Linked DNA regions of Homo sapiens: region 1 is linked to region 2. A link is a contact called in ENCODE Hi-C data. All regions are on one chromosome and are shown on one strand. The core of a region is the stretch at or near the end of the contact, and the rest is flanking DNA. Distances in the headings are between cores, read along the strand shown. Region 1 has its middle 8.6 kb from the start of RIPPLY1. Region 2 has its middle 130 kb from the start of RADX.

What was found. Hi-C counts contacts between places; a loop is a spot of excess contacts on that map. Pooled maps may share reads with other maps.
Region 1: a loop to region 2 is called in a map of CD8-positive, alpha-beta T cell, with 11 times the contacts of the local background. The contact joins two enhancer-like sites. A Hi-C loop is called at or near these places in 1 of 168 maps with a recorded cell type or tissue (CD8-positive, alpha-beta T cell), 1 of 37 single-sample maps with no recorded cell type and 8 of 50 pooled maps.

The regions. Positions count from the first base shown.
Region 1 is chrX:106,893,368-106,896,067 of GRCh38, reverse strand. No RefSeq gene overlaps it. Among named protein-coding and RNA genes, the nearest start is that of RIPPLY1, 8.6 kb to the left of the region's middle. RefSeq lists an enhancer at 889-1,413. Within about 2 kb of position 1,272, at least 5 of the 41 ENCODE cell types and tissues checked have a DNase peak (open chromatin) inside an H3K27ac peak, as active enhancers do.
Region 2 is chrX:106,483,111-106,485,852 of GRCh38, reverse strand. No RefSeq gene overlaps it. Among named protein-coding and RNA genes, the nearest start is that of RADX, 130 kb to the left of the region's middle. RefSeq lists an enhancer at 1,271-1,540. Within about 2 kb of position 1,477, at least 2 of the 41 ENCODE cell types and tissues checked have a DNase peak (open chromatin) inside an H3K27ac peak, as active enhancers do.

The sequences.
Region 1 (2,700 bases), core at 23-2,522, 410 kb before region 2:
AACCAACACCAGGCCATGACAAGTAAAACAGTGAAGTCAGGTCACCAGTTTACAACAGGAGACTGGAGAAGAGAGGAGATGAACTGTCTGTCCACTAGAGAGCCATAAAGTCACAGTGCGGGGTGGCAGGGGGGCGGGGGAGTAGGAGGTGGTGACACCCACAGGTGTGGGAGTGGGGCTTTCCCTGTCCAGAGAAGACTAGACAATAGGATACCTAGGAGGATAAGAGTTAGAACAGCTGATAATTCTGGAATTCTTGTTATGAACCTTACATGGATTAACTCCTTTAATACAACAACTTTGAAGGATAGGTACAGTTGGGAAAACTGAGGCTTAGAGTGGTTTTTAAAACTTGCCCCAAATCACACAGTTGGTAAATTGTGGCACCTTCTAAGCGTCAGGCTTTTTACACATTTTACCTCATTGAATCCTTATGGCAACCCTAAAACTCAAGCACTATTATTTTCCTTGTTTTATGGATGAGGAAACTGAGGTTCAGAGAGGTTAAGGAATCTTAAGGTCACGTAATTAATAAATGACCGATCCAAGATTTGAGAGATGACAGCAATTGCTCCAGGTTACATTAATGGTAAGTGGCAGAACTAGAGTTCAGGGCTGCCTGACACCAGAGCCCTGTGCTTTCAGGAGGTGGAATCAACAGGGTTTGCTGAAGGATTAAATCTGTGGGAGGGCAAGGGAGAAAAGATTTAAGTTCTGGCTGCAGGGAAGTGAGTCAGAGGATATGAAGAACTCTGGGCCAGGGGCCAGGAAACACTGAGGGCCTCTGAAAGGTGTCACTGAGGGAGGAATGTTTGGGGACCTCCTGCCCGGCAGTGGCAGGCTCTCACAGCACCTGGGCTGTGGGCACAGGGCTACCAGGGGTGAGAGGGGGATGAGGGAATTCTGTTCCTGCCCCTCGGTGCTGTGCTGCCTCAGAGTGGAATGGGCCCTGGCTGGGCATGTCTCACTCTGGCTGAAAAGTGGGAGGAACTACCAATTGCTGAGCTCTCCCGTTCTATCCCAGGCACTGTGCTTGGCACCACACACACTTTATCCTGAACTGGGTGGTGGTGGTGGTGGGGCATCCTAATGTTTACAGATAAGAAACTGGGACTCAGAGAAGTGAAGTGACCTGTTAGTAGCACAGGCAATGAGTGGGAAGCTGGGGTAGAACAGGACAGTGCGACTACAGAGTCCTGGCTCTTAACTACTAGGCTCCTCCTTCCCTCCTCCTTATTCCCCCAGAGAAGCCCTGAAAGTCCCTTAGGGCAGGCAGCTCACCCTGGCCTCCTGCAGCCTACGGGGAAAGAAGTGTGTAAACTGTCACAAAAAGGCATTGCTATCCCCATCACTGGGGACACCTTGAGGCCTGGGACCAAGTGTGAATTAAAAGAGGTTGAGGGAGAGACCAGGAACCAGCTGGAGTCAGGCTCTGGGTTTTTCTAGAAGTCTTCCATCCAAGGGAGAGAACAGCGGCCTCCAAGTCCCTAGCGATTCAATTCGTTTTCGCTAACAGCAAGACAGGCAGCCCCCTCTAGTGGCTGAGCTCTAAACCTACAGCACAAAGCCCAGGATGAGCAGGGCTCATCCATCCAGAGGATTCTATGGCCAGCACTGTTTTGTACCTGGTGGTTATAGGGACAGACTCTGGATTTAAACCAAACCTGGGTTCAAATACTGGCTCGACTCCTTGTTAGCTAAGTGACCATGAGAAAATGTCTCTAAGCCTTAGTTTCTTCATGTATAAAATAGGAATGATAATAATACCATTTTAACAGGGTTAATGTAAGAATTAAATGAGACAGCATATGTAAGGGGCTGGCAGAGTACTTGGCACATTACAGATGTGATAGAGACATGCACATATATTTATATATACATGTACACACACTACTATACATTGTGCATAGGTGTATATATGAATGTATACACATCTAATAATTGTTCTTTTTTGACACATGCTATCATAATAGTCGTCACCACTTTGACTTCCCTTGCCTTTCCCATCTGATATGGTTTGGCTGTGTCCCCCCTGCCCCCAATCTCAAGTTGAATTGTGGTTCCCATAATCCCCACATGTCATCGGGAGGGACCTGGTGGGAGGTAACTGAATCATGGGGGCGGTTACCTCATGCTGCTGTTCTCATGATAGTGAGTTCTCAGAAGAGCTAATGGTTTTATTAGGGGCTTTTCCCCAATTTGCTTGGCAGTTATCCTTGCTGCTGCCATGTGAACAAAGACTTGTTTGCTTCTCCTTCCATCATGATCCTAAGTTTCCTGAGGCCTCCCCATCCCTGGGGAACTGTGAGTCAATTAAACCTCTTTCCTATAAATTACCCAGTCTTGGGTATGTCTCTATTAGCAGCATGAGAACAGACTAATACACTATCTATCTAGCTCTACTAAACCCTGGTGCCCCAATTACTGTCAACACACTCCCCTGAAGCTTATGGGAAAGACATGGGCTAAGATACTTGCTTTTCTCCATGCACACTTTCAAGAATCTTGGACTGCACATCTTTGTCCTTCAATATTCTGGGAATGTTAATAAGCTTGCTTTACACAGGTGCTACGCTCTTTCTGTGTTTCAAAGCAACTTTACCTCCGTGATCTCATTTGAATCTCTTAATACTCCCAGTACTCTCATTTTTTTTCATTTTGTTTTAGATACGGGGCCTCACTGTCACCCAGGCTGGAGAG
Region 2 (2,742 bases), core at 228-2,727:
TAACTTGAAGAGGTCTCCTATGTCAAAATCAGGGACCTCATGAAAAACAGTAACCGTAAGACTTGGATTAGGGAGATTTGCATGGAAGAGCCTGAGAATCTTGAACTACCAGATTCCCCTTAATCTTTCAGATCAGCAGCAGTTCCCCTACACCTGCCCCTCTGACTTGCTAGAGGAGAGCAACCTCCTCAGACTTGGAGACCCTGAAAATACATTACCAACACAGGAGATTTACATAAGGGCACATTCAACATCTGCACTCTCATTGCAACCAAACCAATTAGCATTATAGGCAGAGCTGGGAAGTAAAGTCCCTGCTCTTGGAGGAAAGATGTTACAACCAAAAGAAATGGAAAACCTGGCTCAAATATACTGGCACAAACCCTGGGAACATATGTGGGAGTAGATCTTGAGGCTTTGAATGGGAATCAGGGAGAATAAAGGAGAATTACTGACATGACATGACACCCAGCAGAACCATTATATGATTACTCTCTCCTAGAAGAAAATGACTGGCTGGTTAACTGCTTGCTATAGAAAGGTGCTAAACCCTTGGCTCTGGTTGCTCAGCTGTGGTGCAACCCAGTGTTTATAGCCCACCTGCTCTTTCCAGGTTGCATAGTGGAAGTTGGAGACAGGTAAATTGGTGCTACCAGGCTGATATTCCTGCTGTTTGATGTGCTGTAAATAATAAATTGTTTTGCTCTGAGCCATTAAATGTTGTTGTCTTCTTTTGGCACTTGTGGAGTGTGGCAAACTGATATGCTTGCTTACTTAATCATTTCCTTTGGAGTCTAGCTACTCCATGCCATCCTATATGAATGAGTTTCTGCAAGGATTGGCATAGGAAGCAAGGTGCCAATATAGACAATGACTTTTTGAAAGAGAAAAGGCAGGGGACCTATGGGACAATTCAGGGATGTAAGGAAGCTCCCTGGGAGATAGGAGGGATTGTGTCTGCCCAAATAGTAAATTAAGGGGAAGGTAAATGGTCTGCTTTTTGAACATGAGGTGAGTTGATGAATAGACACTGAGTGTAAGAGGTCAGATTACAATAAACTATTCAAAAGGCATCCTCTTCTACAGAGTAGGGGACAAAGGAAACACCTCTGATTCCTGTCAAAGAGAAAAGCACAACTTTCCCCCATTTGAAAACCACGATTACTATTCCTGTAACTGCAATATAACCCCATGCAGAGTAGTAAGATGCACCCAAGAGGCAAAGGAGGGAAACCTGATAAAACTTCTGTCCAAAGAGTGGGGTGCTGTTAGAGATTCAGTTGGTGCGTCTCGTGCTGAAAGAAGAACGGTTATGCTTTACAGAGTGAATGGTAGCAAGCAGGCCTTCTCACATATGATTCATACAGACTCTTCAGTCAGGGCAGAATCATGTCACAAACCATGGCTTTGCTGGTTTCAATTTCTATTTCAATGACGATATTATGTTGAACCTGGGGAGAATACCAAGGAGGAAGTTGTTCAAAACATGATGGTTGTAGCTGCTCCAGAATGACTGTACCATGGGCAGAATGCTAATTTTGATAACGAGCCTTTCATCCAGAGAATGCCTGATAAGTGTTTATTCTCTGCCTCCCTAAAGTGAAAGTGGATGACTAACTTTGTTGTTAGTACCTCGAGACCCTGTGCAGGTGGCTATGATTGTAGGTTGAAAAATGCCTAAGAGAAAGACAGACCCATCCTCATCTAAGCAAAATTTCTGTAATCTGAGATAAAATAAAGAACAGTGGGAAAAAGAATAAATCCCCTACAAAGGAACCTAGCCATAAGTCAATATAGATTTGGCTGTAAAACAGAGTTTCTCAAAGAAGAGATTAATGGGTTGAGCACTGAAGCAACTGGGTCCAGATAGGAGCTATAGGCATAGGGAGAAGGGGCACAAACAGGCAGTTGTTTATCCGGTTGAAACTTAAAGTGCCTCAGTGGGGACAGATTTCTCCATGGAGATCAATATCTCTTTATAGGAGGAAGTAAGAAGCCATTTCTAGTTAGCTGGATAGAAATGTTGGTAGTCTGGGTACCCCATTTGTGGGTTCCGTCTTTATAGGAGGAAGCAAGAAGCCAGTTGGCTACCATAGAATGATAGTCAACTGGCTTCTCACTTCCTCATTATTATCCTATAGTAGCCAACTGGCTATCATTCCTTCAGCATTTCCACTGCTGGACCCTAAGCCCATGTATCGTGATCTGAAGAAGGGGGACTAAGCGTGAGGTCAAGGTCTTTCTGTCCCCAGTGGGGCCCAGAGGTCATATGCCTCTGCAAGGGTACAATGTGGCATGGGGTAAAGGTAGGAGATGAGAAATTTTGTGGCTTGTTTGGATACCAGTGCTTAAATAACTCTCTTATCAGATTCTGTTGAGGGACAAGTGCTACCAGTGAATTGGCTGAATTTGGCGATGTAGTGAAACAGAAAAGGGGATTAACTGTAACCATCTGGGTGTGGTCACTTAGACTCCCACTACTGCTGTTACTCTTACTGCTTGATGTATAATTGCTATTGCTGTTTTACATGCATTTACTGTGAGTACTCATAGAGTCTAAGAAGGGGGATTCTCCCACTTGTGAAAAAGAGCATCTTGCAATATGATGATAGTGAGAAGATTACACCAAAACCACCAACTAGACTTCCAGTTCTCTCCTGTATTACACTACACAAATAATATAGAATTCCAGGAGATGAGAAAGTAATCAAGGCCTTAATGAAGGACTTAAAGACAGTAGGA